2 separate regions of the Homo sapiens genome follow, and region 2 is linked to region 1. The links are chromatin loops, found by intact Hi-C in ENCODE. Cell type or tissue: prostate gland. All regions are shown on one strand.

Evidence for each region. Peaks named below come from ENCODE experiments on the same cell type or tissue, not always from the same donor. Only the 100,000 strongest peaks of a DNase experiment are listed, where the experiment ranks them.
Region 2: a loop joins it to region 1, with 3 times the contacts of the local background. A loop is called at or near these places in 7 of 110 quality-filtered maps.

What each region holds. Positions count from the first base shown.
Region 1 is chr10:15,205,801-15,213,800 of GRCh38, reverse strand. FAM171A1 (family with sequence similarity 171 member A1) reads left to right here. Exons shown (of 8, transcript NM_001010924.2): 8 at 1-2,158. The coding sequence ends at 886. FAM171A1-AS1 (FAM171A1 antisense RNA 1) reads right to left here and starts at 5,214. Exons shown (of 3, transcript XR_007062068.1): 1 at 5,130-5,214. LOC105376434 (a long non-coding RNA gene) reads left to right here and starts at 6,401. Exons shown (of 4, transcript XR_930699.2): 1 at 6,401-6,425. It overlaps LOC107984211 (a long non-coding RNA gene), which reads left to right and starts at 2,464. Exons shown (of 3, transcript XR_001747379.2): 1 at 2,464-3,508; 2 at 3,603-3,785; 3 at 4,602-5,544. RefSeq lists a silencer at 3,686-3,735. In prostate gland, a CTCF peak has its summit at 3,783 (motif pointing left); a DNase peak (open chromatin) is centred at 3,780.
Region 2 is chr10:15,258,388-15,266,387 of GRCh38, reverse strand. The region is part of intron 3 of FAM171A1 (family with sequence similarity 171 member A1); the gene reads left to right. Among named protein-coding and RNA genes, the nearest start is that of FAM171A1-AS1, 54 kb to the right of the region's middle. In prostate gland, a CTCF peak has its summit at 4,173; a DNase peak (open chromatin) is centred at 4,157.

The DNA.
Region 1 (8,000 bases):
TGTCAGCCAGCCCCTCGTCGTCCCGGCTGATCAGCAGCTTGAGATAGAAAGACTACAGGCTGAGCTGTCCAATCCCCATGCCGGGATCTTCCCACACCCGTCCTCACAGATCCAGCCCCAGCCCCTGTCTTCCCAGGCCATCTCTCAGCAGCACCTGCAGGATGCGGGCACCCGGGAGTGGAGCCCTCAGAACGCATCCATGTCGGAGTCTCTCTCCATCCCAGCTTCCCTGAACGACGCGGCTTTGGCTCAGATGAACAGTGAGGTGCAGCTCCTGACTGAAAAGGCCCTGATGGAGCTTGGGGGTGGGAAGCCGCTTCCGCACCCCCGGGCGTGGTTCGTCTCCTTGGATGGCAGGTCCAACGCTCACGTTAGACATTCATACATTGATCTCCAAAGAGCTGGAAGGAACGGAAGTAATGATGCCAGTTTGGACTCTGGCGTAGATATGAATGAACCAAAATCAGCCCGGAAGGGAAGGGGAGATGCTTTGTCTCTGCAGCAGAACTACCCGCCCGTCCAAGAGCACCAGCAGAAAGAGCCTCGAGCCCCAGACAGCACGGCCTACACGCAGCTCGTGTACCTGGATGACGTGGAACAGAGTGGTAGCGAATGTGGGACCACGGTCTGTACCCCCGAGGACAGTGCCCTGCGATGCTTGTTGGAGGGGTCGAGTCGGAGAAGTGGTGGCCAGCTGCCCAGCCTGCAGGAGGAGACGACCAGACGGACTGCGGATGCCCCCTCGGAGCCAGCAGCCAGCCCCCACCAGAGAAGATCTGCCCACGAGGAAGAGGAAGACGATGATGATGATGACCAAGGAGAAGACAAGAAAAGCCCCTGGCAGAAACGGGAGGAGAGGCCCCTGATGGCGTTTAACATTAAATGAGCTATCGCAGACCCACCTGACTGTGGAATATAAAATTGCCAAATATCCTTTCTCATGGAAGCGCGTACCCGTTCGTGGAGGAAACGGAACGGCAGCCCAGCCGTGGGACGGACGTGGACGTTTACTGCATTCCTGTTTGCCGTGTAAATGTTAGAAAGGAATTAAAGTTATTACTCGGAATAAAGGATGACTTTGGCGGATGTCGCCCCTGCAAGGAGGTGGCTGAAAGTGGTGTCCAGATGTCCTTCCGAGGACTCGGCGTATCCGCCACCAGGGACATTAAGAAACCGCACGTGATGTCGCTATGCTCTAACGATCACCTCAGTTCTCCCTCGGATTCTGGGAACAGATGAAACTTTTTGCATCGCTTGAGTCATTTTTATCACAATAATCCTACTGTGAAGCTGTCGTTGAGAACTTAGGTTGGCACGTAGCGTCTCAAGGTATGCGTTCTCTCAAAGGAAAGCTATGCATCGCTGCTTCGTTGTCTGATTTTGCTTAGATTTTGCTTTGGTTAGGTTGCGTTTTGGGGTTTGCCTTTTTTTGTTGTCGCTTAAATGCAATTTGGTTGTAAAGATTTGATTCCTTTGTGTTCATCTGTTCCGCTTCTCAGCGGTCCATCTCAGCGTCTCCCTTCAGGAACCGCTGAGTGTCCTCTCTTAACATCCAAGCCTTTTAATGAAATCGTACTGAAATCTGTATCAGCTAAGAGTCCTCCAATCCTGGTCCCATTAACTCCAAGTGCCTTTTTGACAGTGACAACAGACAGTCCCTCGCTTTTTGTTGTTGTTGGTTTTCTTAACCCCTTTAATGGAACTGCCTGGATTTTATACAGTTATTAAAGGATGTCTCTTTTGCTTTAAACTGCATGCTGCCAAGTGCCATTTGGGGTCAGCATCCTCGTTTCAACACAGTGTGCTCTCTAGTTATCATGTGTAACGTGGGTTCTGTTTAGCGAAGATAGACTAGAGGACACGTTAGAGATGCCCTTCCCTGCTCCATCCCTGTGGCACCATTATGGTTTTTTGGCTGTTTGTATATACGGTTACGTATTAACTCTGGAATCCTATGGGCTCATCTTGCTCACCCAATGTGGGAGTCTGGTTTGAGCAAGCGAGCTGAATGTGACTATTAAAAAAAATTTAAAAAAAAAAAAGAAAATCTTATGTACTATCCAAAAGTGCCAGAATGACTCTTCTGTGCATTCTTCTTAAAGAGCTGCTTGGTTATCCAAAAATGAAAATTCAAAATAAACTCTGAAGAAAAGGAAAACTGTCTTTGTGGTCATTTGAATTCATTCTGAGTCATTATCTGTTTCAAAGTTGTTATTAAGACTTTGTCAGGCCAAGCATGGTGACTCACACCTGTAATCCCAGCACTTTGGGAGGCCAAAGGAGGAGGATCACTTGAGCTCAGGATCACTTCAGCCCATCTCTGTGAAAAAAATTTTTTTAATTACCTGGTTATAGTGGCTCATGCCTGTAGTCCCCACTACTTGAGAGGCTGAGGTGGGAGGATGGTACTGCTGCACTCCAACCTGGGTAAGAGAGCAGATCCTGTCTCAAAAAAAAAAAAAAAAAAAAAAAAAAAAAAAAAAAAAGTCTTTGTCATTGTTTCCTTGGTGGCAGTCTGCAACGCAGTTGTCAGACTTGTATTTGGAGACCCACCACCTAGACACCTAGGAATTTCCTCTAGGGTTAAAATCTATAAAAATCCACCTTTGTCTGTAGTTTTGTTCAAGAACACCAAATAACATTTTGATGTGTTTCAGGTAAAGAGGGATGTCTGCACTTAACAAGAATCTGATGTTTTATGGTCAGTATTGATCCATCTTGGAAGAGCTTCAAGAAGATATCATTAGAATGACCAGAATCCTCCCAGATGTATAAAACTATTCATCAAAATAAAATCATTAATGGAGGTGTTGGGACATAACTGGCAGAAATAAATTAAGCCAGCTATGTTTACAGTCAACAAAATCAGTATTTGTGAATTCCATGCAGGCAAAGAACTAATCACAGTGGTTTTGATGATTTTCATTCTCAAGTGGTGGTGTTGCCTGTTTGGCTTTTAAGGGGGAAAATAGTTGAGCAAGTCCTTGACAGTGGGACAGCTAGCCAGATGGGAGCCTGGGGGCCTAAGGAGTGAGACGCCCTTTGCGCGGGAGTGGACATCTCACCAGTAAGTGGCAGGGGCATCCTTGCAGACCTGGCTAAGACTCCAGGGAGAAGGCGTTGGTCAGCTCCCCTGAAAAGAATAAGGAAGTTGCTCCTCCAGGAAAATCCAGGGCCAGACCTAGATGAGGAGGGACGAGGGAGGAAGTCCCGGAAGACCTCTCTGCTGTCATTGACCCCAGTCCTTTGCGGCTCTAAGGTTGCCGCCAATGGAATCACCTCCTTAAAACGTCAGTTTCTAGAAGAGCCTCATTTAATGCATGTTACCTGGGAAAGTCGGGTAGCACATTAACTGTAAGCGCTGATCCTGAGAGATCTGGCAGGAAGATGGGGGTGGAGAAGACTGCTTTGCTGACTCCTCCTTAGGTGAGACTCACCTGGATGGGCCCCGATGTATTAAGCAGCCAGCAGCAGTCACAGCATGCCGTGTGCCGAGGACAACAAGCAGGTGGGTTTGCAGAAGGGCAACTGGGTCGGCTGAAGATTTTTATCACATTTTAACAGTTGTCCTAACTGGGGCTCAGTGGTTCTCATTTTCTCAGGATGCCAACGCTGATCACTAGAGTGGGATTCTCTGAATGCAGCACCGTGGCCACAGACTTTACACATTTATCCTCTCTCTCCCCACGGAGGGTGGAAGGGTGAATATGTCACAGTATTCCAAATCAGTTACGTGGTCTGAAGGACGACAGCCATCAAAGGCATCTTGCTCCCGCCCCCTAGTGGTGAGTTTTCCCCACCTGTAACGGTTTAGTCCAGACACACAGGGCCACTCTGGGAAAGTAGGGGTGGGCGTGCACAGGGGTGAATCTGCCACTGGGTCTCTCCCCAAGGTGAGGTGGGTGGAGAGAAGGGGACTGAGGTTCCTGGAGTCTCTACCTGGAAACAATGTATTGGAAACAATCATTGCATTCAATCCTCAAAATCTTTCAAGGAAGGAATGTTTATTCTTCTTTGTTTTGCACTGAAGTTGAGGCTTAGTGGTTAAGTAATTGAGGTCACCCAGCTAGAAACAGTGGTGCACGGCTTAAACAGCCAGCTCTCTGGAAATGAATGCACTTAAATTATAAATGTCCCTGATAAAGGATGCATAGGACAGAACTTACAAATGGAATACATAATAATCTGTATAATGAAATACATAAGGCTGGGCGTGGCAGCTCAGGCCTGTAATCCCAGCACTTTGGGAGGCTGAGGTGAGTGGATCTCTTAAGGTCAGGAGTTCAAGACCAGCCTGGGCAACATGGTGAAACCCTGTCTCCACTAAAAATACAAAAATTAGCTGGGTGTGGTGGTGGGTGCCTGTAATCCTAGCTACTCGGGAGGCTGAGGCAGGAGAATTGCTTGAGCCCGGGAGGCAGAGGTTGCGGTGAGCCGAGATCACGCCACTGCACTCCAGCCTGGGCAACAAGAGCGAAGCTCCGTCTCAAAAAAAAAAAAAAGAAAAGAAAAGAAAAGAAAGTGTGTGCCCTAAGCTCTGCCAGGGGATACACAACATCATTTAAGTGATAGTGACCCTGTGCATTTGGAACTTTATTTAGGATAAACTAGCACAGACAAATGCAAAAACAAAGAGGCATCGCACCCAAGAAAATGAAACCAAAACCAAAAAGGAAGGAAACCAGAAAGCCACAGAATGGTACGTAGGCCACAAGCATGACAAACTCAGTGTGATTTCTTGTGTTCACCCTCTCACAGACATCGCTTATGCAGGTGTTTAGACCTAGAGGACCTCATAAAAATGAGTAAAGTTAGAAATGGGGGGTGATTTTTCAACCATATTGATATTCCACGATTTCTTGTTTGCTGCATTGACACCATAGTTAAAGCAAGTTGCAATTATGTCTTGGGGACTTTTATGACATCACAGAGAACTTGAAAAGGGCATGATGGTTGTCATGGTCCTTCAAACAGGAGAAGGCAGTGACAAGGAGAAAGGCAGTTGCTCTCATAGATCAGGGAGAAAGCCAGCTAAACTCCAGGCGAAATAGAAATTGCAAGTCTTCTCCTCCCCGCCAAAAAAAAAAAATGATTTTCAAAGCTGTAATTGTAAATATACACTAAAATACCTGGCAAATGTTTTTTCCATTCTTCGCAGCCATTGTGAGTTGTTTCAGGTTGGTATTTTGGTACCTTCAAAGTGGCTCATAATTCTCGCATTGCTAGGCTTTTGCACCTTAACAGGATGGGCAGGAATAGAAGAACCTGAAAGAGGCTTGGTGGTCTCACAGCAGAGGAAATTGAAGGCTGAAGTCACAAGTGTTGTGTTGACCTTTCCACATATGCAATGGGTGACCACACAGAGGTGGGCCTCATCTCCTGACACTCGGCCCAGTGTGCAGCCACCTCTGCATGCTGCTGCCCCATCTCACCTCACTGGCACCCTCTGCTATCTGTCTACAGTATGCATTCAGCACTCCATAATGAGGGTCTAAGGCATAAGTAAACCATGCTAATTATTAAAATCTAGGATTTGGAGAAGAAGCTCTGGGTGTCAGGCCTGGCTCTGACCAACAGACAGGTGACTCACTTCTGATGCTTTAGCAAGAGGTTGGGGGTATTTGCTCTCCTCACCTCTGGGTGAGTTGAATTCAAGTGAGACAATACATATCAAAGTTTTTGTAAGTTGTAAATTACAAAAACAGTTTATTTCTCTGAACTATTACTAGTATCTTACAGTTCCCTAATCTTGTTGCTCTAGTGTGACAATGGTCATTTTGGGGCTATATCAGCTGCTTCTCAGCTACTTTTTAAGGAAAATGGTAGACAAAACAGTGGCATCTCTTTTTCCCCATTCTATTACTTTTGTTTGTTTGTTTTTTTGAGACAGAGTCTTACTCTTTCACCCAGGCTGGAGTGCAGTGGCGCTACCTTGGCTCACTGAAACCTCTGCCTCCTGGGTTCAAGAAGTTCTCCTGCCTCTGCCTCCCTAGTAACTGGGACTACAGGCATGTACTACCATGGCTAACTTTTGTGTTTTTAGTAGAGATGGGGTTTCACCATTTTGATAGTTACTACTGAATGTCAATTTGATTGGATTGAAGGATACAAAGTATTGATCCTGGGCGTGTCTGTGAGGGTGTTGCCAAAGGAGATTAACATTTGAGTCAGTGGGCTGGGAGAGGCAGACCCACTCTTAATCTGGGTGGTCACCACCTAATCAGCTGCCAGCACAGCTAGAATACAAAGCAGGCAGAAAAATGTGAAAACAGAGACTGTCCTAGCCTCCCAGCCTCCATCTTTCTCCCGTGCTGGATGCTTCCTGCCCTCGAACATCAGGCTCCAAGTTCTTCAGTTTTGGAACTCGGACTGGCTCTCCTTGCTCCTCAGACTGCAGACGGCCTATTGTGGGACCTTATGATCATGTGAGTTAATAATAAACTCCCCTTTATATATACATATGTGTGTATATATGTATGTGCATGTGTGTGTGTGTATATATATATATTATTATATATAATATATATATTCCATTAGTTATATCCCTCTAGAGAACCCTAATACAACCATGTTGGCCAGGCAAGTCTCGAACTCCTGGCCTCAAGTAATCTGCCCACCTCGGTCTCCCAAAGTGCTGGGATTACAGGCGTGAGCCATGGTGCCCGGCCCCATCGTACTGCTTTCTGCAAGCTTCAGCTGAGTAATATCTCCTTTGCTCAAAGGGGATGTTTTGCCTGGTGTCTGAAGATAGCCAGTGAGCTCTGTGAAGGTGCAGCCTTCTTAAAGATTTGTCTGGAAACATGTGTTAGGACACTGTCTACAAGGCAATAATGTTAGGGTAAGTCCCCAATCACCATAATTTGCTACTGAAAGCAATACCTCTGTAAAACATGGCAGCCGTTCTTGAATTCTTGAATTGAGTTGCTCTATGGTAATAAGATAATGTGCATGTAACTATAGAACAGTGTTGCTCAAACCTGGGGTGTTAGGCCATTCCTGTGTTGCTGTAAAGGAATACCTGAGGCTGGGTGATTTATAAAGAAAACAGGTTTAACTGGCTATGGTTCTGCAGGCTGTACAGGAAGCATGGCACCAGCATCTACTTGGGGAGGCCTCAGGGAGTTTACAATCATGGCAGAAGGCAGAGCAGGAGCAGGCATCACACATGGCCAGAGTGGGAGCAAGAGAGGTGCCATAGTTTTAAACCAGATCTCACGTGGACTCACTCATCAGCAAGGGAACAGCACCAAGCCATTCATGAGAGGTACCCCTGTGATCCAAGCCCCTCCCACCAGGCCCACCTCCAACACTGGGGATCACATTTCAACATGAGATTTGGCGGGGACATGGATCCAAACCATGGATACATGTTAGCATCCCCTGGGAGCTGGAAAAAAAATATTAAAGCATTTGGGCCCCACCACAGACTGATTGAATTAGGATCTCTGTAGGTGAAACTGGTTTAAAAACAAAACAAACAAACAAAAACTCTCCCTAGCTGATTCTCATACACAGGCTTGTAGACCACTGCTTTAGAAACATTGAAGCTACTTTACAGCCTGGTAGCACCTTCCATTGGGTACCTCAGGGAATTATTCACTTTTCTCTTTGTTTCTGGGGTCGATTAACAGCTATACCCCAGATTTGCAGTTGGGGAAGCATTTATGTGAAATAGCATGTCAAGTTGGGCAGCAGTGCCTAACAGATTTCTCTCTTCCTGTTCACAATGGCCTGTTGAAAAACCGAAGGTGGACACACTGTGTCAACATGTCTTGGCTCTACCGTCCGTCCTCTTCCCAAGGTCCAGGTTATTCCTGCCATCTTGCCCGAGCAATTTCACATCACTGCCTGTTTGGGACTCCCACGTCCGTATCTGCATCCCAGGCCTGCCACTGAGTTCAAACTGCAGACTGAGCATCCTCAAGCACCTAAAACTCTATTTATTATCTTCATGTTGTCCCGTGAATTCCCTACTCCTCCGCAAATCAGGGAAACCAGTT
Region 2 (8,000 bases), 53 kb before region 1:
TGGCAGCCGAGGGGCTTGTGTCCTGTGGCCCTATCCCTCCCAGCCATGGCTGTTGGATCTGGAGTGGGCACCCAGCTTGGGGGTAACCAGTCCATAGTGTGGCCGCAGGTGGGACCCAGCAGCTCTCGTCCCCTTTCTTTTCCTGGGATTGAACTAAGAACCCAGCAGGGGTTGAGAATAGCGGCTGAATGGTCCTGAGATGCAGGCTGAGCTGTGCCAGGCCTTCTGTGAGCCAGGTAGAAGAACAGAAAGGATGCAGAAGCAGAAGAAGACACTCGGAGCAGGTCAGAAAGGAGCAGACGGCGTCCGTGGGTCCCACTCATGGCCCAGTGTTACAGGGAAACCCACTCACTCCTGCCAAGTGGCCTGAGAGCTGCCTGAGCCCAGAGCTGGTCGTTCTACCTCTTGTGCCTTCTACCACCTCTGGCTCCTGTTCTTGGAGCCACAGGTCCTCACCTCCCTTATTGTCCCTCACGTCCTTATCAGTAACCAAATGCAGCAGATTAAACAACCCACCAGCTGGGAGTTCTGGATCTTTCCATGATACCCCCCTTTCCTACCATATTTGGGAGTACACCTTATCTAACTGACTAAAGGTGAAAACCAGAAGGCCAAGAACTGTGTCTTCATCATCTCGGTCCTGCCAGGTCTGTGCCCTATGCCTGCCAATGGTAGACACCCAATGAGTAATTCATTGAATAATTGAGTTAAACAAATACAAAAAAAAAAATCAAAATCCAGCTGCTTTTTGTACTTCCTACATAGACTACTTACTCCATGGTCTTTTTTTTTTTTTTTTTTTTTTTTTTCAGAGGCACCATCTCAGCTCATTGTTGCCTCAACTTCCCAGGCTTAGGTGATTTTCCCATCTCAGCCTCCTGAGTAGTTGGGACTATAGGCATGCACCACTAAGTCTGGCCAATTTTTTTGTATTTTTTGTAGAGATGGAGTTTCACCATGTTGCCCAGGCTCGTCTCAAACTCCTGCGCTCAAAGATCCTCCTACCCTGGACTCCAAAAGTACTGGGATTACAGGCATAGGCAGCCACACCCAACCCACTTATTTTCTTTGTTCTGAAAGCTAAGAAAAGTACAGTACAGTACACACACAAACACACACGCACACACACACACACGCACACACACGAGTACTTGAGCAGCTCTTTCTCTCTCTGAGGAGCAAGAAGCATGAGCATATTATAAATCGGCCCGAGGAGTAAGACATTCAGGTAGTTTTCATTATAGTTAATTTTATCACTGCTTCCTGTACATAACCAGAAACTGGCTGCACCTTTTTATAATCTCATTTCCATGCCAGCTTTTTAAAATTACAAAATTTTGTTAATGTTTAAATGTGCCCTGCTTCCTGAGCTTAATCATGTTTAATTGTATGATTCCTTGTCTCGGTCGTATTGAGGCATGGCAATGATAATAATGGATCATTTTGTTTCCTGTTTTCCCACTAGTTGGAAGAAAGCCATATGTAGCTAAATAAAGGTGGTCCTTACTACCATGTAGATAAATAAATGGTAGTCTTTACTACCATGTAGATAAATAAATAGTGGTCTTTACTACTATTTGCTTAATACAGTTTATTTATTTTTTTTAAGAGACAGGGTCCCACTGTCACCCAGCTGGAATGCAGTGACTGGATCTCAGCTCACTGCACCCTCTGCCTCCCCAGCTCAAGTGATCCTCCCACCTTAGCCTCCCAAGTGGCTGGGACTACAGTATACACCACCACACCTGGCTAATTTTTTTTTTTTTGTAGAAACAGGGTTTCACCATGTTGCCCAGGTTAGTCTCAAGTTCCTAGGCTCAAGCTATCTGCCCACCTTGCCCTCCCAAAGTGCTGAGATGCCCGATGTATTTGTATTGTCTACAAAACTAATACAATACTGAATTTATAAATGACATATTAAAATTATGTTCTCAAACTGGTCACATTTAGTTGCATTTTTTTTTAATTGATTCAGGAGAAAAAAATAAATTCTTGCCTGCTCAGACATGCAAGCCACTATGCCCGGCCAGTTTTGTTGCGTTTTAAAAGTGAGGAAAGTAATGGTGTAACATGTTATTTTCGACACTGTTTTATAAAGAAAGCCTGGGCCAGGCACAGTGGCTCACACCTGTAATCCCAGCGCTTTAGGAGGCCAAGGTCAAGGCACTTTGGTAAGATCACTTGAGCCCAGGAGTTCAAGCCAGACTGGGCAACATAGCAAGACCCGAAAAATATTTAAAAATTAGCCAGGTGTGGTGTTGTGTGCCTACAGTCCCAGCTACTCTGGAGGCTGAAGTGGGAGAATCTCTTGAGCCCAGGAGTTCAAGGTTGCAGTGAGCCATGATTGTGCCAGTGTACCCCAGCCTGGGCAACAGAGCAAGACTCTGTCTCAAATAAATAGGTAGTTTTGTTGGTAGGTAGGTAGGTAGATGGATGGTTGGATGGATGGATGGACGGACGGACGGACGGAAGGATGGACGGATAGATAGATAGATAGATAGATAGATAGATAGATAGATAGATAGATAGATAGATAGATGAGATAAATGTATAGATAGATGATAGATTAGATAGATGATTAATAGATTAGATGGATAGATGATAGATAGATAGATAGATAGATAGATAGATAGATAGATAGATAGACAGACAGATAGATAGATAGATTGATAGGATAGATGGATAGATGATTGATAGATGCATAGATAGATAGGCAAGCAGCCAGCCAGGACTGTCTTAGGATAACAGGATGGTGAGGGGAAGGGTCAGAAGACTCACACGTATTCTCTGCAGTGTTAGGTGATGCCTCAGTAATTGGTCAACAAGAGGGATATTCCCCCACGTAGACTATATCTGAAAATGCGCTCAGTGTCACAAAACGCTGGCAAATTGTTTCCAAACTTGTCTGTGAGATGATAAGAGTATGGAAAGAGAGAACACTCGTAAATTATACGAATCATTTTCTTGGAGAGTGTTTTGTCCTTTGCTGAAGATCACATTTCCATCAAAATCTTGTGGGGAGGGGTTTGGTAGTAAATCCATAAATTAAATCCCAGATTATTTCTGGTAAGGGATGAATGGGGAGGCTGGCATTGTATGAATGCCGGAGATGAGACTGGGGGAGCCAGCCTGCAGCTCTGGCTCCCGGAGCCTCTAGGAGGCCCTCACGCTGTCTCAGAAACAACGACTCAGAGTGTGATGAGAGTAAATAAGAAGATACAGACAAGATGCCCCCAGCTGCCCATGGGCACTGTCATCGGGCCGACTGGCACCACCCAGGTCAGTGGTCTCCATCCTCTGCTTGGCTCCTCATGTTTCCCAGATGGTCCTTTTCCTGTTCCCCGGGCAGCTGCTGTGGGAAGCTTTTCCCAGCACACTCCATATGCCCCTCGCCCCACCTGCATGCCGTCCTCCCAGGAGGGCCCTGGTGGCTGGTTTCACAGGGAAAGCAGGCCGTCAGGGAAGCACGCCTTCCCGAGTGGTCTTCCTCCTGCCGCCTTTCCGAAGAGGACATGGCAGTGTCCTCCTGCAGCTTCTCTGCCCCACCATGAACCCCTTCACATTCTCATTGGAGCCCATTTGTTATCACCTCCTCTCACACCTCCCTGGATTTATGCTGAGCCTTTCATCTCTTCTAGTTCTTTCTCAGCTCTCAAAATCACTGAAGGCTTTGCCATTCAAAGCAAAACTCTTCTTAAGCCCTATTTCTCCTTCAAGTCACAATCTTCTCCCGAACCTTGGAGATACCTCCCCTTGCCAGGCACATGTCTTTAAACTCCCTTTTGTGCTGCCTCACACGATTCCTTAGAAATCCCTCTTGCTGAGCTCAGCAGAGCTACAGTTACGTGACCTAGTGGCCACTTCTTCCTAACTTCCCCGCAGCTTCACCACCCTACCCGGTTCTGCCTTCCTGGATGTCTTCATCCTTTCTCTGGCCCTCTCTCTGTTCATTGCTTCTCAATCTCCTTCATGGGTTCTTCCTGCTCTGCCTATCTCTTATTTCAAAAATAGCTTTCCACTCCAGCTGCCTTTTCTGTGAGGACCCCCAGAGCTGCTGTCTTTATTTGGAACTTTATCATTTCTCACTTGAATAATTTCATAGCAGCCTCCTGCCTGATCGCTCTGACATCAGACTCTGCACCCATGGCCATACTCCACCTGCTGTCAGAATTGGGCAAAAACAAATCGGAATCTTTCACTTCCCTACCGGTAACTCCCACACGCTCTCCCCTGCAGGCCCACACAAATCCAAACTCATTGATTGATTGATTCATTGGCAGGGTCTTACTCTGTTGCATGGACTGGAGTGCAGTAGTGCAATCATAACTCACCGTAGCCTCAGACTCCCAGGCTCAAATGATTCTCTTGCCTGTGTCTCTGGAGTAGCTCAGACTTCAGGCATGCGCCACCACACCCATCTAATTTTTCAGATTTTTTGTAGAGATGGGGTCTATGTTGCCCAGGCTATTCTCAGACTCCTGGCCTCAAGCGTTCCTCCTGCCTCAGCCTCCTAAAGCACTGGGATGACAAGGATGAGCCACCACACCCGGCCCCAAACTCTTGATTGGGACTTACCAAGTCCTTCCTAAGTCTCTCCCTCTGCCCCTGGACCCCACGTAGCTCACAGAGAGTTCCTTCACTTCCCCACACATGGTAGATTTTCTTTATCTGTGCCCCTTCATAGATGCTGTTACTTCTCCTCTGCCTCTCAACCTTCAAGACACAGTTCACAAATACCAGCCCGGGAACTGCTTTTCTCCTGGACAGCTGGCCACTCTCTCTCTTGAAGTTTATCTTGTACTTTCATCATTACCCTCTTATTCTAGCACTTAAAACACTATGATAATCAAGCCGTTTCCATGACTGCCTTCTCGACCCTTTTCTGTATTAGAGTAATGAATGTTATTGATGTTTTAGGGAGTTAAACATGTAAGAAAAGAAGGATGATGTGATAAACTCATCAAGAGGTGATGAAAGCTCTAAGAAGAGATTTCCTTGACTCTGATTCAGGGCAGAAGAGAAAGTACCATTATCCCCAAGATTACTGGCTCAATTCTTCACTGATCCATTTAAGGAGGCTAAATGGCATCTCAGAAAAGAGCCCCAGGGCAGAAAACAGAAAACCTCTGCAACCCTCCGGCTTTAGTTTTCCTTCAGGTGGCAACCCTTGGTTTTGTTTAAACTTCATCTTCTGAAATTGACTCGGAAATCTTCATCCCACCCTCCAAAAGGTTACTATTGGCATTCTTTTTAAGCTTCTTTGTTCATATGATAGTTCGGGAGAGGAACAGAGATTCAGATAGAGAGACAGCGGAAGACACAGAAAGAGACAAAGAGAGAAATGCCTTCTCCTCTCTTGAGTTCCGTGAATACAAACACTTTCCCTACTCCTCTTTGCAGTCGTAGACCCGTTGCAGGGAGATTCTCAGTGCCAGTTGTCTGGATTTTGTGAAGGTGCTCAGGGTATATAGTGCAGTGGTTCAGAATTGGGGGTGACTTTGCCCCCCCTCCCCAGAGACATTTAGTGAGGTCTGGAGAAATTTTGGGGGCTGCTACAGACATCTAGTGGGTAGAGGTCAGGGGTGCTATTAAACATGCTGCAATGCATGGGACACCCCCAAACAAAGAACTACCTGGCCCAAAATGTAAATGGTGCTGAAATGGAGGACCCCTGATCTAGTTGGAATGGAGACAGAGCATTACTGGAACATAGTGAGTTGCCAGGTTTAACTCATCTTCACATAAGTACCATTGAGCACCAACTGTATACAGAACATAGTGCCATGCATTTCACAGAACGCCTGGTTTAAGGAGCTTCAGTCTATAATGGGAAGAGGAAATGGGAAAGCAGTGCTTATCCAGGAGACACTGTTGGACACCATCCATATGTGTTCTGAACCAACATCACAACAGCCATATTATGAGACAGGCATGATTCATACCCATTTTAAAGATAACCTGAAGCCCAAATCACTCAACTATAAGGTGGTAGAGGAAAGATTTAAACCTGGAGCTAAGTGATTCCACCACCCATGTTCTCATGATGCTCTTGATTAGGCAGATGAACAAATATACAAATAATTATGATACAGGACATAGTAAGAGCAGTGCTACAAGAGAGATGCAAATAGAGCTTAGAGCTTAGGGTGGGATTAACAGACTACATAGAAGAGGTGGCTTTTGACATGCATTTTGGGTGAGCTGTAGGATGAGGGGAAGAAGTTTCAGACATGGAGATGCATGAATGTATATACACAGAGAGGCCAGGCGTGGTGGTTCACACCTGTAACCCCAGCACTTTGGAAGGTTGTGGAGGGCAGATGACTTGAGCCCAGGAGTTTGAGACCAGACTGGGCAACATGGCGAAACCTCATCTCTACAAAAAAATATAAAAATTAGCCAGGTGTTGTGGCATGTGCCTGTAGTCCCAGCTACCCAGTAGGCTGAGGTGGGAAGATCACTTGAGCCCAGGAGGTCAAGGCTGCAGTGAACTGTGATGGCATCATTGTACTCCAGCCTGGGTGACAGAGCAAGTGAAGACCCTGTCTCAAAAAAAAAAAGGAAAGAAACAATCAGACTTAGTCATGCAGTCCTATTTGGCCAGAGGATGAGAACTGGTTGGCAGTCAGCAGGGCATCTATTTTGAGGTAGGCATGGTGTGATAGGAAAGGATACAGAGTTAGAATTAAAATAATTCCTTTCTACCTCTTACAAGCAGAATGACTTTGGGCAAGTCACTTACCTCTTTGAGCTGTAGTTCATCATCCATAAAGAGGAAAGGGTTCCTTCTTCACAGGGTTGTTGTAAATATTAAATAACATATTTTTATTTATGCACTTTGTAAATTCTAAAGCACTGATCTATGCCTCTCATTTAGAGAAGAGGTGCAGTTGTAGTCTGGGTCTATATTGGTCTATTCATTTTTGTTGTTTTTTTTGTCATCATTGTTAATTTGGTAAGTGGGAGAGATCCGTTGATGGTTTCTGGGCAGGGAAAGGACATGATTAGAGTAGTATCTTTGAACAGTCACAGTGTCAGTAGATGAAAAGGGAGTGAGGCTGAAGCAGATGGCCCAGATAGGAGGCTTTCACAATAGTTGAGGTGAGAGGCAGTATAAGGTAACATACGCTGTTGGATGCAAAAAGGGAGAGAAATATGGTGCAAGAAATTTGTTAAGGGAAGATTGGCCAGTCTTGGCACTTGAGTGAATGCCAAGGATGATAGATAGGGAGAATGATGGCACTTGAGGATGATAGATAGGGAGAATGATGATGGTGACCTAGAATCAAAACTGGGTGTTGGGGAGACTGGAATATTGTTAGGTGAAAGAGAAGGTAGATGATGATTTTAGAGTGACAGATGGGCATCTGGGTAGAAGTGTCTAGAAGGCAAGGGAAAATCCAGGCATGGAGCTTAGAAAAGAATCCAATGCTGGAGTGGATGGTACCAGCCAAGGCAGTGGCAGTGAAAGGGAACCCACAGGGAGCGAGCAGAGCACAGAAATGGCACAGGCGATGGGTGGTAGCCCTCTGGGAGCTGTTTCATCCAGAGGTAGGACAAGAAAGGAAGGACTTGCAAAGGAAACAGCAGGCAGACACTGGAGAGAACCAGAGTGCAGGACCATGAATCCCAAGGAGGAAGGGGATTGTGGGCAGGAGGGGCAAACAGTGTCAACCATTGTGAAGAGGTCGACGAGGATGGAGGCTGAGCTGTGGTCATGGGGTTTGCGGATCACACAGTCGACGTCTCCAAGGGCAGCATGCATTGTGGGTAGAAGCCACATCACTGGAGCTTGGTGGAAGGACAGAAGGCATTCGCTTATGGGGATAACAGAGTTAGAGTAATGTTTGCTTGTTATTGTTCTAGACTGGGGAAAAAATGAGTATTTTTGTTGGTTGGGGAGGAAAAGCCTATAGAGAAAGAGATTGCTGACGAAGGCAAAAACAGGTGGTTGAGCCAAGTCTTACAATGAATAAGCAAAAGTTAAATTAGAGGCTTGG